Regions from separate parts of the Mus musculus genome. Here region 2 is linked to region 1. Evidence: chromatin loops called from intact Hi-C (ENCODE). Cell type or tissue: heart. All regions are shown on one strand.

Region 1 (8,000 bases):
GGGTAAGTGCGTCCATTCTGTGCACACACTGGGACAAACTGATCTGCGCAGTTACAGGGCAGACCTGAGGAGAGAAAACGGCTTCACATGAACACATCTACTCCTTCCTTATGTGCTGATAGAGACAAACCACTGACAAATCATATCAAGATAGAATCATATGTTAATTAACTCAGGAAAAAGACAAAACCAAGACAAACCTCTTCTACAACCCATGACACAGATCTATCTCAGCTCCTTTGGTTCTAGAGAGCTCTGAAAAGCTCTTTCTGCAGCACGGCATTCCTTTGTTCTTTTCATTGCTATTTAATAGGTGTCTCCAGACCCAGGCAGAAAGAGGGTTGTAGGTAGGATCAACAAAGCTGTTTTCTTCTGACCTAGCAAATCAAACTTAGAAATCAGATCACTCAAGTCTAGCTTGGGGGTTTCCTGAACCTTGTTTGTGGGAGCCTGTGCAAATCGGCGGATGAGGAGAGCTGCCTAAGAACGTACATAATGAGAAACAAAGCTAGAACGCCATGGACACCGTACTCTCAGGTGGGACACTGATGGACTATGAGCATCTGCAGTTCAGGCAGGGCCTGCAGTGCCTGGGAGAGAACAAGTGCAGAGAAGGATGGCCCAAGGCCCCGGCTACCTGTGAAGGTGCGGCGGTCGTCGTCTGAACTGTGCTCACTGAGGCACAGGCGGGTGGAACACACTAAATTACCCGCAAAACAAGAACAGACATTGCAGTCAATAGTAAAGGATGTTCCGTGGCCTGAAAGAAAGAAAACGTCAGTTACATTACATACCGAGACACAGACCACAGGGCTGTGAGATGGCTCAGTGGGTAGATGCTTGCAGACTCTGCCCACCTGAATCCAATCCCCAAGGCCTACCTGGAAGAGGAGGAATTAATCAAGTCCTCCACGTTGTTTCTGATATCCATAGATGTGTTGTGGCGCGCACACACATTACACACACACTCACAAGCACAAAACCAACATCAATTAAAATTTAATTGTTTGAAAGTTGATTTTGAAAATATAAAAGTCTGAAATTTAAAAACTCTATTACTCTTGTGTGTGCATGCACACGCGTGGGTACATATGCACCACAGTGTGCACGTGCAGGTCAGAGGACAACTTTTCAGAGCTGGTTTTCACTTCCATGGTAGGGTCTGGGAGCACACTCAGGTCAGGTTTGTGCAGCAAGCAAGCCTCACCAAGGCTGGGATTGCAAGTGTGTACCACCATACCCAGCATCTTCATATGGGTTATGGGGACTCAAGTTTAGGTTGTTGCAAAATGCTTTGCCACATGAGCCATCCCCCAAGTCCCTAAAAAGTTTTACAGCATCAATTCTTAAAATACAACTTATAAATACATAAACTAGGGGCCTAAATCTAAGGTATTTATTTTGAGACAAAGTCTCATTATGTAGCACTGGCTGTCCTGGAGCTTGCTACGTAGACCAGGCTGGCCTCAAATGACAAAGCTCTCATGTCTGAAATGCAGCAGTCCACTCTTAGAAACTCATCATCATAGATGGCACACCCCATCCAAATCTCCCTATATATCTCATATATCCTATATGGTCTGGGGCGCGCTCTGTCCCCCAGGGAGGGTGACACTCAGCCTTCCTCATTCTGGGGTCATGGGCCTGAGCTCCAGTGCCTGGCGCAGTGACTCTATGAGAATCAATTGTGATATAGGGATACTGTGGTGGTTTGCATATGCTCAGCCCAGGGAACGGTACTATTAGAGAGTGTGGCCTTGCTGGAGTAGGTGTGCCACTGTGGGCATGGGCTTTAATATACTTGTCCTAGTTGCCTGAAAGTCAGTCTAGAGGCCTGCAGATGAAGATGTAGAACTCTCAGCTCCTCCTGCACCATGCCTGCCTGGATGCTGCCATGCTCCCACCTTGATGATAATGGACTGACCCTCTGAACTCATAAGCCAGCCCTAATTAAATGTTGTCCTTGTAAGACTTGCCTTGGTCATGGTGTCTGTTCACAGCAGTGAAACCCTAACTAAGAGAGGTAGTAATAATAACAATACCTACACAAGGAGGGACTCAGATGACTAAGAGATAATGTGAGGTAATGTGCCTGGCACACAGTCAGAGCTCACGGAGATTAACACTCAGGCCCTTCTCGGGAGGCTTCCAAAAGGGCACTTTACAAGTCCTAGTACTCCCTGGTTGTGGTGGTGCCTGACTGTAATCCTATCACTCAGAAGACAGAGGCAGGAGGATTATTGCACATTCAAAGTCAACCTGGGCTATGTAGTGAGCTACAGGCCATCACAAGATCTGACTTAAAACAAAACATTTCCAACCCCCCCCCCCCTCAGCATTCTGTAAAGATTAGAAAGTACTGTCCTGGAATATAGGATGTGTAGATTGTACTCTTCAGCAAGAACTCATCTAGTACTCTTTGTGCAAAGTGAAGACAACCACGTTCACAGCGTGCTAAGACCAAACACTAGTATCCTCGAGACTCACTTTTTCTTTTTCCTCCGACAATACAAGACTTCTGGAGGTCGATACAGTGCATTTCCATACAGTTTTCCAAGAGGCCACTTTGTCCACAGGAACAGATCTTGTAGCAACCAACTTCCCCTGCAGAGGACGGCACCTGGATCAGTGTCCCCTGGCGGACGATGAAGTCAGAAGCTTCTCCCAATTTGCAGCCTGTACAGAATACAGACAAGAACAGGACGATGAACTGATAATATCGTCCTATGACAATGAATCACATTAGACATACTTCATGCTAATAAAGTCTTCCAGGACTGTGTAGCTGTTAAAGATTGTAAGAGTATGTTACAGAGTTGGAGAGACGGCTCAGCAGTTAGGAGCACTGGCTGCTCTGCCAGAGGACCCAGGTTCATTACTCAGCAACAATGTGGTGGCTCACAACCTTTATTGCTCCAGTAGACCTGACACCCTCTTGTGGCCTCTGTGGGCACTACACTCACATGGTATGCATATATAGTTGCAGGTAAAACACTAAAATACATGTTTTTAAAAAAGGTTATGTTATAGAACTTTTACCAATATAAGAAATTGATTTTGCTCACTGGCCAAAAGGTATAACCTCTCAAATGAAAATTCCATGTCTTACGCGTGATTAAGGACACATACCCCAAATAATTTAGTACAAAACTACTATGACGATACATAGCTTTGGCCAAGTACAGAAATATACACCTGTACTTCCAGAACTGGAAAGCTGAGGCAGGAAGATGGCTTGGGCTACTATGTAGTGAGACCTTATCAAAAAATAAACAATCAGAGGCTGGAGAGATGGTTCAGTGGTTAAGAGCAATGACTGTTCTTCCAGATATAGGCTGTCAGCATCTTTATTCAACCAGTAGTTTTAAACTAAGGAGCAAGGTTACACAGCATCACTTGGTGTACATGAGGACTTCCTCATCCCTGGGGGCCACCAGACCCTGGGAGCCAGTATTGAGCATTACAATACCTAGCAAGAGATTAAATCTCAACATATGTGTCTTTGTTTGCATAAATATACTTTTTTTGTGTGTGTGGAAAACCCTTAAACATTACATAAAAAGATAGCACAGAAAATGTCCTTGTAGCCCGGGTAAAGACCCCTCCTCTAAGGAAGTGCCAGCACATGCCCCATGTGCATACGGCACTCACAGTGCCATCTCTTACCTTGAACACAGGAGTATGGAAGGCAGGGATCTGCAGACGGACACCCCTTCCGGTTCACTTCACAGAGCTCGTTGGCTGGGCAGGGGTTTGGGTTACAGGGGTGAGTCACTTCTTCTATGATGTTTCCTAAAGCACTTGGCCCTGAAAAGCCCAAAACTGATCAGTGTAATCAATCTAAAAGAGTAGCGCATCTTTAAGTTACCCGGATCATCATGACTGGAAGAGATGGAGAGCTCACAGGCAGAAAGTAAGGCCTGAGTCTAACCAGCCCTAACTAAACATTTGGATTTCTTCATTTGTCAGCTTATCACAATGTACCCAACCATTCACTTACTAATGGGGACCTACAATACAGTTGGCAGGACCTGGGTACTAGATACACTAATGAACAAAACAGACAAGCTAACATGGAGTTCCTATCTGGAAGAGAATAAGATCAACTCAGATAACTTCAGTGGCCAGCAGTTCAGAGATGGGACTTGCCTGGGCTATGGTGATCAAATACATGTTTATGTGTTGAATAATAAATGGCCATCTGTTATGGAGACCCACAACACAGTCATATCTACCTTCCAACATCCTGCCAAGGGAGAGCAGCATTGCAAGCACATGTGGTATTTAAGGAGAGTGCTGCTGTTCATGCTGGAGTGTTGTCTCGTTTCCTTCCTGCTGAAATCATTTTCTCCAACACACACTGCTGTAGGCTGCTAGCATTGTGAATTAGCAGAGACAGAGGCTGCGGGAGCCTTCTCGCTCAGCCCCATCACTCTGGGCAGTCTTACCTAGAACTTGGGAGGGGATCTTCCCAAGGTCACAGGGGCAAAAGCTAGGGCATGTTCCATAGTCTCTATCCTGAGAGCCCAACAGATACTGCCTGTTATACACTCACCACCCTTTCTTCTCTATTTGTTTAGTAGATCCTGTTTTTATTCAAGGTGGTCATAAACCCAAAGCTAAAAAGACAACCCTTCCAAGTTTTCCATACACTTATAAGCATCCCCTGAGATTATAATAGAAGGTTCTTCACCTCCCTTTTGCCAACTAGAGTGAGTTGGATAAAGTGCCAGCATCCTTGGCAGGCCAGCGAAGTGCAGGGAACAGAGTGAGTGCAGGAAGGCTGAGAAGCCTGCATTCCTGATGCTGCACCACCATAAACATCCTGGCCTACTTGCTCTGAGTCTTCCTGTGCTTCTAACTGCTCTGTTATTGGCAGTTGGGCTTAATCCTAACTGGAAAAGCAGCAAGTAGGCTTTTCTGTTGGCCAGATAGTTTATGGCACTGGCGCCCCCTGGTGGCGGCCCAAACACTTAAGGGCATGGCCTCACTGGTCTCACTGCTAAGGAGCTCTTTGTGCAATTCCTCCCTCAAGGAGGTACCAACCTACTGCTGTAGCTCTTGGCAGAAGTGTCTGTCAGGAAGAAACTCAAGTAGTAAGACAAGTTCCACTTCCCTGTGCGAGCCCAGGGGAGAGCTCTTTCTTCCCTTCTCTATTTGGTAAGTGTAATCCAGGCCTGCTCATGTTCTGATATATGGATGACAAGAGCTGACAGTTTCCTAGGGGGAATTCCACGTTCTGGTCACATCATGACTTCTGATGACATTGTCTTCCGCTTCCATCTTTACAGTTCCTGACTGGCAAATAGTTCATCTTTCCTCCGAAAGATAAACTACAGCTTCTGCTTACTCATTTTAAGATAGCAATGACAACTTGACAGGGTCTAGTCACTTAGGGGACAAAATTCTGGACCCTCAGGGGAGAGATTAGCCCTACCCTATTGGATGGCACCGTTCCATTAGTTAGGGGCCTGGACTGAAGAAGGGAGCTGAGCACAGCCTCTGCCTCCGAACGCCTGATGATCCTGCTTCCCAGTCCTGTTGCCATGGTTGCCCCTGTACCCTTGAACTGTGAGCCAAGTAAACCCTTCCTCCCTTTAAACACTTTTGTTGGGTGTTTCTTGCCACAGCAACAGAAACATAACGAATGCAGATGGTATCTTCAAACAATAGTTCCTCATCCTAGGCAAAGAACAAGAGCAGAGACCATGAGAGAAGCCCTTGAGCTCTAAACTCAAACCCACGCAGTCCTTACTGAGGTACGTGTCCAGAGGGATACAGCTCTCCAGGTCATCTGCAGGGGACAGAAACTCACAGATACTTTCAGCTGTGTGTTCTTCAGGGAATTTATTCTGGTCTCCACATTTCTTGAGAATCTCTACACAATCTGATCTTGAAAGAAAAAAGAACATTTTGTATTCATGGTTCTGTCTCACGTTGTCTGGTCAAAGCTGTGTTTCTTAAACCTCTCAGAAGCGTCCATTACCTGCTGAGCTTTCCCAGCAGTCACAGGGACTTCCAGCTACACAGTAAACTTCCAGCTACAAAGCCTAACTTCCTGTAATCTGAGACTTACATTTATTGCTCCAAGCATGGTGTCGCGTCTACCCCCTTTAAAAGGAACTTGAGCTGGCCAGTCTGCTTTGCAAACTGTAAGCCATTTTCAAGGCCCGAGGCGGTTGCCTCTGCTCTCCTTCCTTTCCTCCCTTTCTCATCTTAAGATCTTTTAGTTATCACTGTGGTGTTTGGCTTATAATAACCAGAGAGTTTCCAACATTTTTTTTTTTTTTTTAGTTTAGGGCTGGAAAGCTGGGCACATAGTTAAAAGCACTTGATGCTCTTGCAGAGGACATGGGTTTAGTTTTTAGTATCTACATGGTGGCTGAAAACCATCTGTAACCCCAGTTCTAGGGGTCTTCTGACCTCCGTGGGTACCAGGCAAGCATGTGGTGCATGCATACATGTAGACATAAGACACACACGTCTTTCCTAGTTTTTCTTAGTTTTGAGGAAGGCTTGGCTCCTTAGCTGAAGGAAACCTTCATGAGCACATCCTTCCCATGTGTGACCTCTGACTTATTATCACATAGTTAGACCTCAACCTCTCCCTTATTCAGCTCATTCTTGAGTCATGTCAGAAAACTCATTAAAAGCCAGGCATGACAGCTCATACCTGTCATCTCTGCTCAGGAGGCTGAGGCAGGAGGATTGCTATGAGGTCAAGGCCAGCCTGACTATAGATAGAGTAAGGCAGGAAGACTCCAAAATCAAAATTAAACCAAATAAGAAAAGTTAAAAAATGATCTGGACGGTAATTAATCTGAACTGAGCAGCACTGAGCCGCACACCAAGGGTTTAGGGCTTGGTGTGGACTTGGTCTTGGAAAAGCAGACGCCTGGAGAGCAGCAGAGGGCTGTGCAGTGAGGGTCTGCTTCTCCCACCAGGTACTTGTCTGACATCTCCTAAGTAAACCATTCAGCACTGTTTCCTAAGAGCAGGACCCGAAGACTGGCCACTGACTCCCACTGGGTGATGATAATAAAGACAGAGTGGCAGCTGAGAGGACAAGCAAGGAGGAGAAGGCGACGGCACAGAAAGAATCCCTAAGTCAAGTGGAGTGCCAGTCGGGAACACAACTACAGCCACAGATGGGCTAGAGATGGTACAGTGAGCTGACATGCCGCCCACCAAGCCTGAAGAACAGCTTAAGCCCGATCCCTGAAAACCACCACACAGTCAGAGGTGGCACACCTTCACCCACAGCCTCCCTTCCTAAATGTATGAGAAGAGGGCCGCAAGATGGCTTGTTGGAAAAGGTGCCTGCTGTGAAGGCTGATAACCTGAATTCAATCTGGGATGCACTGAACACACACACCCACACTCACACCCACACTCACACCCACACCCACACTCACACTACGGCCCAAGTTGTCCTTTGATGTCCACATGTGTACACATGGACACATTTTTACACAGTTGGACCAATAAACACTTAATAAATGATAGATAGATAGACAGATAGATAAATAGATAGACAGACAGACAGATAGATGTAATAAACAGTTTTAAAGTATAAAACCATAGTTGTGCACTGAAGGTATTTAGAAACTGCTTCTTGAACTAGATTCCATAATAAAGTACACATGAAGTTTGATGGGAATTTGCACTAAGGATAAATTAGTATCAGCCACAGGAATGTGGGAAGACTCCATGAGAATGTCTGGTATCTGACAAGAGCGAAGAAGGGCAGGCTTCAGGCAAGAAGATGGGGAGCATCCTTCAAGCAGAGAAGGAGAAAGTGTGAAAGCACTGTGTGTGTGTGTGTGGGGGGGGGGCTCAGGCAAAGGGCAGAGGTTCTAAAGAGAGGCTGGGCTAGCGATGAGGGGAGGTCTGAGCCCACAGGCCTCCCCGAGGCAGGAATGACTTACTTGCAGATAATACTGCCTCGGGATTTGCTATGGCACGGCTTGATCTGCAGGGAGCAGGCCACGGCCTTCCAC
Region 2 (8,000 bases), 100 kb before region 1:
CATGAAGCTACATGTGGCTAAGCAAGAATTGTCAATGCTGCACAACAAAAGACACGAAGGATTCTAAACATCAGCAACCCTATCCATGACGTCTGAGTCACAAGTGGGAGAGCCTTTACTCCTAGCATTGCGCACTTCCTAGAGCTGACACGAAGGTCTCTCAGGCGGTCTCTGGGCGAGCTTGCGTTTCCTTGATACACGGTGGCTTCAGAGCAGAAGAGCTTCTTGAAAAGTGGCTCGGGGTTACAGGCAGAGATGTAACACGCCAGCGGGGTTACAGGCAGAGCTGAAACACGCCAGCGGGGTTACAGGTAGTGATGTAACATGCCAGCTGTGCTGCCCTTTATGATCTAGCCTTGGAACTCACAGCCATCACTTTGTCCTCTAGTTTATTTCATCTGGATAATATCAAAATTTAAAACTGTCACATATCCAAGCAAACCCCAGAAACGGCATGTAGCCAGTACCAAAACCAAGGGCCATGTTCTGGGGCCACGGAGGTTCGTGGGGAGGAGTAAGGCCTTATGGAGAGGCCTTTAACCTGGTTCTTAAATTTGACCCCTATTTCAGAAGGTAAAGAGAGTGGCTGATAGGCTAATAGCAGGTTCCATGCATGGCACCCAAGACCCTAGACTCACTCTCTAGTATCTCAACCCCCAAACACCAGACATATGGAGTTACTATAGTTTAGAACGGTGGACACTCAGTGGCTGTGTCTTCTCAGCCCCAGAAATCAATGAGAATCACTCACCCCTTTAAACCTGTCCCCCAAGCTGCAAGACCATTTTCAGATCAATTAAAGATGCTTCATGTATACATTGTTTGAAACAGAAATTTATTCTCAGAATAATGCACAAAAGCACAGGTTGAGGCTACTGTCGGGAGCTCCTCTCCCTTCCTCTTCCTCTCTCGTCTCTGAATGCCAGGGAGAACACAGTTGAAGGAAACATGCAATCACAAACAATGATCAACTCTAAAGACAAAAGGTTTGGTCCAAAAGAACTCAACATAATTAATCCAATTACGTGAACAGCTTCACTGAGTAGGATTAAGATATTGTAGACGTAGTGTTTCCACAGGGTGGCTCTTCAGTGCACCAGGGGGGCCTGCTTCAGGGAGATGAGGACTGAGCGCATGCGAGAGACATCTTTGGCCTGTTTGCTGGACTTGGGGTTAAAGTCACACAGGCGGGCCACCCGCTCCCACTCAGTGCCTGGGGATGACTCGTCAATGTCGTTTACAAAGGCTTCTTCTGCTGCCCTGGAAGCAATAACACAATATGTTGGTTTAATGTAAAAAAAAAAAAAAACAAACAAAAAAACCCTTTGAGCAATCTGGTGGCTGTCTTGCTATAACTTGCTACAAAGTAAGTGACTTTTGACTTAGTGGCATTCTGGTTTTCCAGAGAGTATTGGCCCCTAGCTCAGGCCACAAGCAAGGGCAGATGTGCCCAGCTCTCCTAGATACAGGTACCCAGGCTGCTCTGTGAAATGGCGGAGTACAGGTTTGGTTCAGGGCTTGGTCTGTCTCTATGGCTGGCTTTGCTCATCAGAGCATGAAAAATCAACTCCTTGGCCAACTACAAACTGCTTTTCTGAACAAGAACTAAGCAGCAGGCTGATCAAGGGCTTGCAGAGTAGCTTGTGCTGGGCCATACTGAGGTTCAAGGGAATTAAGACTTCTAAAAAGCCCTCGGGTCACTGCATCATAGCCTCAAACTCACTCCTAAGGCTGGAGAGAAACAGGGCAGAGCAGAAGGTATTCAAGACCAAGCACCCATGCTAGCAGGCACCACACTGAAGCCATTCTGGAAGGGGTTGTTAGGACATTCACCAGCTCAGCCAACAGTCTGCCATTTTCTCTCCAGTCAGGTATCTGGTGCCACTCAGGGAAGATCCTGGCAGGAGAGCTAATGTGAGCTGCTTTTTGGCAGGATGCCACTCCAACACTCTTTCACATGGGGATCAGCCTGCCCTGTGGGAACTAACTGGCTGGAGCAACAGCCCAAAGGCACGTGGGAGAAGTGGGAAAGACACGATGGACTTCAGCTACTCCAACAAGCATCACGGGCAAAGCAAAAGCAATGGAGATGACCGGTCTGTGGGGACAGAGGGTGGCACTATCACAGGGATGGCCGTGGCAAACACTGCTGAAGCCCAGAGCCACTACAACACTGCGACTTCATGGCACACACAGTTAGGGGCAGTGAGAAAGGTTTACTTAACTGTTCTAGGCTGTAGCAAGGATGGTTTATGTTTGTGCTTAAAGGTGAAGAGAAGAAAAGAAACAAGGAGAAACTTTAGGTCAGATATAGAAAATGAGAATGGCTCAATGCAGATGGTCAGTAAGCTAGACATGCCCTTGCCGGTCTTTCTTGGCCTGGGAGCGTGCAGCTGCCTTTGGCGGGCCACCCTGCTGTCCAGCAAACCCAGACTCAACTTTTCCAGTCTCCATTTCTCTACTCCAGAGAATGTGTAAAAGTCAAAGCCAACACCACCTGTAAGTCCAGCATTTCACAAGTTTCACTGCAAACTCACCCGGGGCCCAGGAAACCCAGTTCTGCCGTCTAATGAGGTGGCCATCCCAGGGTCATGGGCCCCAAGAGACTCTGTCTACCACCTTCCCCAAGTAGTTGTTCTTTTTCCTTCCTAGTTCTGTCATAAAAAGGAAGCAGGACTATTTCCAAGTCCTCAGCAATACTAAGGTCACTAACAAGGATCTTTATTAAAAACAAAAAAGCTTTGCTAGAAAAGGTAGTTTTCTGGGGGAGAAAACTGCGGCAGTTTACTGGACAGTTTTGAGTATCTTGACTTCACAACTAGGGAGGCTCTGTGCTGGGGAAGAGGGCAGGGCACCAGAAGCTAGCCACTAAAATAGCAATTTCTGCTATCTAAGACCAGGGAAACAGTGTCAGATACCCACACTGCCTGACTGAATGACACTTCATGTTCTTTAAGGATCAGGAATTGGCAAGGCAGAGCCTCCACCTCCTGCTCCCCGGCTCTGACTCTGGTAATATTGTGCTGCAGACCATGGCCCCAACATCTTAGGTCACCGCAGGCTCCGCAGGGGCAGACAGGCAGGCAGCAGGGCCTGGAAGCTGGCAGCACCAGCAAGTGGTCAGACCCAACTAAGCCCAAAAAAACCCTTCCCAGAGAGACCATTGAAGCTTGCTTCCCTCCAGGACCTCCAGTATGCAAATGGCCACAGGGAGAGCAGGGAGTGACAGTTGTGCAAGATTAGCAACAGTCATATCTAGCTTATCAACTCTCAAGCAGCCCCACAGAGCCAATGTGAAAGATTTAAAAAGCAAAGCAACTTGTGACAAAAAGGAGCATTAACTCTAAACAGAAAGAATCAAAACAAGAAAAGGAATTAGTTTTGCAACATACACATAACCAATCAGGTCAGCGAAGGGTTGTTTGTAGAAAGCTTCGTCTGCCACCCTAGACAGCAAGAAGTCCAAAGGCAGGCAAGCAGGCAGGAAAAAAGAGAGAACATTGAGAAGCAGAAAACATCTAAACCCCACAGTATTGCACCTGACAGTCCCCAGGGAACTGCTCCCCGGGCTCCGTCTGACCCAGGGCCTTCCAGCGGTGGGCACTCCAGTGCACAGAGAGGGGCATCTTGGAAACTGGCCTTCCTGGTGCCCGCCACAGGAGAGCACTGCAGCGTCAGCTTTGGGCTTCACCGGCGACAGCCTTTAGTAAGCACTCTGTTATGGGCTACATGCCATTCCACACACGGCAACCGTTAGTCAGCACCGTTGCTGACGGTGTCCTCGCCTTCCTCCCAGGCAAGGTGACTGAGGCTCAGCGATGAAGACTTGGTCAGCCGGTGGCAGTGTGGATCGCAGTGCACGTGTTTTCCTCACTACACACTAACGTTTGCCAGCTCAGGGTGCCATGCTGACTTTCTGTCAGCCTCAGGAATTATCACTGGGTATGACCACTGCCAGCCAACAGATGGGCACAGCCCCAAAGATTTAATCCCAAATCTTGGACCCAACCATTGCTTTCCCACACTTGCTTGGTGGAACAAAAAACCTGTGGCTGTTGCACAGTGCGCCTTAGACGTAGAAGAGGCTGGGGTAAGTGCTCTGGGGAAATGGAAGCTAGTTTGGGCCCCAGGGTTCCGTGTCTGCTCAGGAAGCCAGGGCAGTTTCTAAACACATGCCAGTCTGGGCTTTTGACAAAGTGTAGCTTAAAATCCTGACCTCACCAAGTCCTTATATACTCGAGGGCGGGAGGCAGGTGGGGTGGGAATGTGCAGGACCCAACTAACCAGGGCACAGGCACACTGGGAATGACCCTGCCAAACCTCAGCTTGTTCTTTGCTATATTGTTTTAGGATTTAAACAAACAAACAAACAAACAGGAAAATTTTGTTTTGTGAGATAGGATCTCACTTTGTAGTCCTGGCCTCCCAAAATTGAGGCGGCAGACATTGGCTGGAAGGCCATTTAAAGGACAATCAGGTCACTCATCAGTTTACACACACATTTATCTGAAAGCAAATTCTAGTAACATATATTCCAGTTTCTATTTATTTCATTTTGATACGGGGCCTCATGTAGCCCAGGCTAGCCTTAAACTTGACAGGTAACCGAGGATGCCCTTGATGTTCTAGGTCTCCTACTCTCGTTCCCAATCTTAGGAATGCGGGGATGGCGAGGATCCCCTTCAGGCAGTGCTGCGGACCAAGCCCAGGGCCTCACACAGGCCATGCAATCACGACTAACTGACCTAGACCTCCGGCGGTTTTAGTTTACTTTTAAAATACACACATACCCTTCATTCTTTCCTAATTCTCTACACAGAGGATATCTGTGGAAACGGAAAGAAAGCAAAAGGAGCAGCCTGGTTGTAACTCAGGGAAACAAGCTGCGGGTGAGTCAGTCAGGCGAGTGGGAGGCACAGAAGGGCAGGCAGCTCTACACCCTAATCCCTTTAGTTTACAGAAGGCTTAGCCTAATCCATTTATGCTGCTTTGCTCTCACTGGGGGAGAAGAAAGGTCTGCAGCCTCCCCTCAGGGCATCACTCACAACAAAGGCCTTGGTGAGGCCCTGCCTCTTCACTACTAGCCCCAAGAATAAAGAGCTTGTCTCTAAGACAAGCAGGGCCTCTGACAGACAAAATTAGAGACACTAGCGCACAGGCGCCCCACCTGTCTGCTCTCCTCCCAGGGTAAGGCCGACCTGGAATCAGCACCTGTCAGGGCTTAGGGAAGCCTGAAACGGGGAGAGGAATGCCTGACCAAAGGCCTAAAATAACAATTCAGAACTCCATTCTATAAATAGCTCTACAGTGGGCATGGAAAAAGAAGTCTACCACTGCTAAGAATAGTGGATTTAATTCCTCAAGTGGTTTTGGTTAGAGCTGAAAGTCCTAACACAAGAGACCTCTAACAAGGGGAATGTTTCTCTTCTTGCTTGGGAAGGGAGATGCTGCAGAGTTGTCCCCCAAGCATGAACTGCAGGAGACTTCCACTGTTCTGAGTCTCTGAAAAGGGAATTCTTTCTCATAGGCCACAACTGAATGATTCACTCTCTGGTGCAACAACAGGTAGGCCCTAACTTGGGGTAAAAGATAAGGTTTGGCATAGACAACACAGTACCGGCTACATAGGAACCAAACACCACCACCGCGTTGCCCCCACCCTTCTGCTGACTCCTCCTCACCTCACTCAGGAAGACCTGGCCTGGATGTGCTCCCAAGTGGTGAAGGGTTTTGTTTTATTTCAGAATAGGTCTCTATGTTCCAGGTTAGCCTCCTTTCTGTCTCAGCCTTCAGAGTATCCAATTATAGTAGTGTGGTACCACCAATGGCTTGGCTGATACCCCTCCTTCCCTATGTCATTTTGAGGATTTAACACAAAGTCCTGCATCACAGAACTTCATTCCTAGCACCTCAAATGATTTATAAATTCTCCTAACCACCATCCTCTAAAGAAATCACTCGAAGACAGGCAGTGGTAGTACAGGCCTTTAATTCCAGCACTTGGGAGGCAGAGGCAGGAGGATCTCTCTGAGTTTGATGCCAGCCACCAGGATTACACAGAAAAGACTGTATCAAAATAAAACAACAAAAACAAAAAACAAAATCTACAGGATTAAAGAGTAGAAAACGTATCTTCTGTCCTAGGATGTGGGGATGGTGGTTAGCATACCCTAACCTTATGCACTCAGACCTGAGCTGTGAGCAGCTTTTATAAGGCAGACTCAGCTGGTTTCCGACATCGACGTGTTAACACTCCATAAGAAATCTCTTCTCTGTGAAACTAGGGAGGTCGGGCAGTTGTGGCGCACACCTTTAACCCCAGCACCTGGGAGGCAGAGGCAGGCCAGCCTGGTCTACAGAGTGAGTTCCAGGACTATACAGAGTAACCCTGTCTCAACCCCCCCCCCAAAAAAAATCAGAAACTAGGGAGGATCAGGCAACTCAACATTCTACAATTCCGAGTAAACTAAAGTACTGCAATCTGACTACATGCTCAGAACCTCACCCTCTAAGGTTAAGTTCCTCTAATAGACGTGGGGTATTCCTTTAAATAAAGGGAATAAGCACAAACTTGTGCAATAGAAAGCCTGTTCCCAATGTCTTCATTATTAAGCTTGAAGGTCTATTTGTCAAGTTGCTGAAGCCATGGGACTCGATGTTAGTGGACTTGCCCCAGGGCCTCCAGAGTGGAGCGGTGCTGAGGCACTTTTGCTGGGGTGTACTCCCCACTGCAACATCGTTCTTTACTGCAGAGCCACACCTGATCCTGGAGGGGAATCGTCTTGAGGTGGCAAGAGCAGAGGAGCCTGACATTTCACACTTCACATCAGCACAGAGGCTCTGGGCGGCCGGATGGCAACTGACCCTGACCAAAGTCCTTCCCACCTTACTCAAATGGAACCTGAAAGGCACTGTCTTAGAGTACACCCCTCAGAGACATGTCCAGGTTGAGAGGCCTAGGCTTGGCATCAAAGGACAATGTCAAAGATGATCAAGAAACACGGGGAGTTTTAAAGGACTGTCTTAATAAGAGCCCACTTATTCTGTCATAGTTGCTTCACAATGGCATCAGCTGGCTATATTTTCTGAAAGATTTCCTTCTAAGAGCTGCCCCCGAAATGCCAGACCCAGCCCACAGCGAATAACCTAAGGCCCAGTCTGCCTTGGGATCTGTTTTTGTCCTTTTTTTTTTTTTTTTTTTTAAAAAAACAATGAAATGAGTGGCATGCCTCCTACTTGGTAAAAGGTGGGTGGCTCTGAATCCAGCAGAAAGTTAATCTGCCTGTGGCAGGGAGCTATACTCTGAGCATCTCCCTAGGCTACCTCCAAGAAGTAAGGGCCCCTACGAAATGAGTGCATACCACAGCTACTGTTTGGTAATGATAGGGGACGGAGTGTTTTCTCTCCCCACAGTATTAACTTTCAGTAAGTGTAATGTGTGTGTGTGTGTGTGTGTGTGTGTGTGTGTGTAAGAGCACACTGCAGCTACCTTCAGACACACCAGAAGAGGGCATTGGATTGCATCACAGAAGGTTATGAGCCATCATGTGGTTGCTGGGAATTGAACCCAAGACCTCAGGAAGAGCAGTCAGTGCTCTTAACCGCTGAGCCATCTCTCCAGCCCCTCTTTTAAAAGCATGTTCATGAGCCCAGAGCTTCCTAAGCACAGGCAGTCGTCGGTGAAGCCTCAATCCTGCAGTCCATGCTGGGACATCCTGAACGACCTAATTACAGAGCACGTCCGTGCTAAGGACGGACTTCAGAAAGCCTCTTTAGGAGGGCAAGGCTACATTTAGGGGATCTGTATACTTAGTCTGTAATTCTCTCCAAAGTAACGAGACTCTGCAGCTGACCTTTCATCTCAGGGCTCCAGGGCCTACCTTTCCCAGATCTTGCCATTACAGTTGATGAAACCAGGCCCAGTTTAAGAGCCAAACTCAATCCAAGTTGAATTTTGCTCACAAGACCCAGGAGACTTGTAGCCTCTGTTTCTAGCAGTT

What was found. A loop is a pair of places that touch in the nucleus more often than their neighbours do. Peaks named below come from ENCODE experiments on the same cell type or tissue, not always from the same donor. Only the 100,000 strongest peaks of a DNase experiment are listed, where the experiment ranks them.
Region 2: it touches region 1 in a loop (2.9-fold over the local background); 3 of 42 quality-filtered maps call a loop at or near these places.

The regions. Positions count from the first base shown.
Region 1 is chr4:43,922,953-43,930,952 of GRCm38, reverse strand. It overlaps Reck (reversion-inducing-cysteine-rich protein with kazal motifs), which reads right to left. Exons shown (of 21, transcript NM_016678.2): 11 at 7,929-8,000; 12 at 5,756-5,892; 13 at 3,667-3,807; 14 at 2,488-2,676; 15 at 638-760; 16 at 1-64. Among named protein-coding and RNA genes, the nearest start is that of Glipr2, 31 kb to the left of the region's middle. In heart, CTCF peaks have their summits at 2,938 (motif pointing left) and 4,960 (motif pointing left); a DNase peak (open chromatin) is centred at 4,952.
Region 2 is chr4:44,025,661-44,033,660 of GRCm38, reverse strand. Clta (clathrin, light polypeptide (Lca)) reads right to left here. Exons shown (of 6, transcript NM_001080384.3): 6 at 815-1,260. The coding sequence ends at 1,089. Among named protein-coding and RNA genes, the nearest start is that of Clta, 25 kb to the right of the region's middle. In heart, a CTCF peak has its summit at 3,649; DNase peaks (open chromatin) are centred at 1,940 and 3,780; H3K27ac peaks cover 2,774 bases.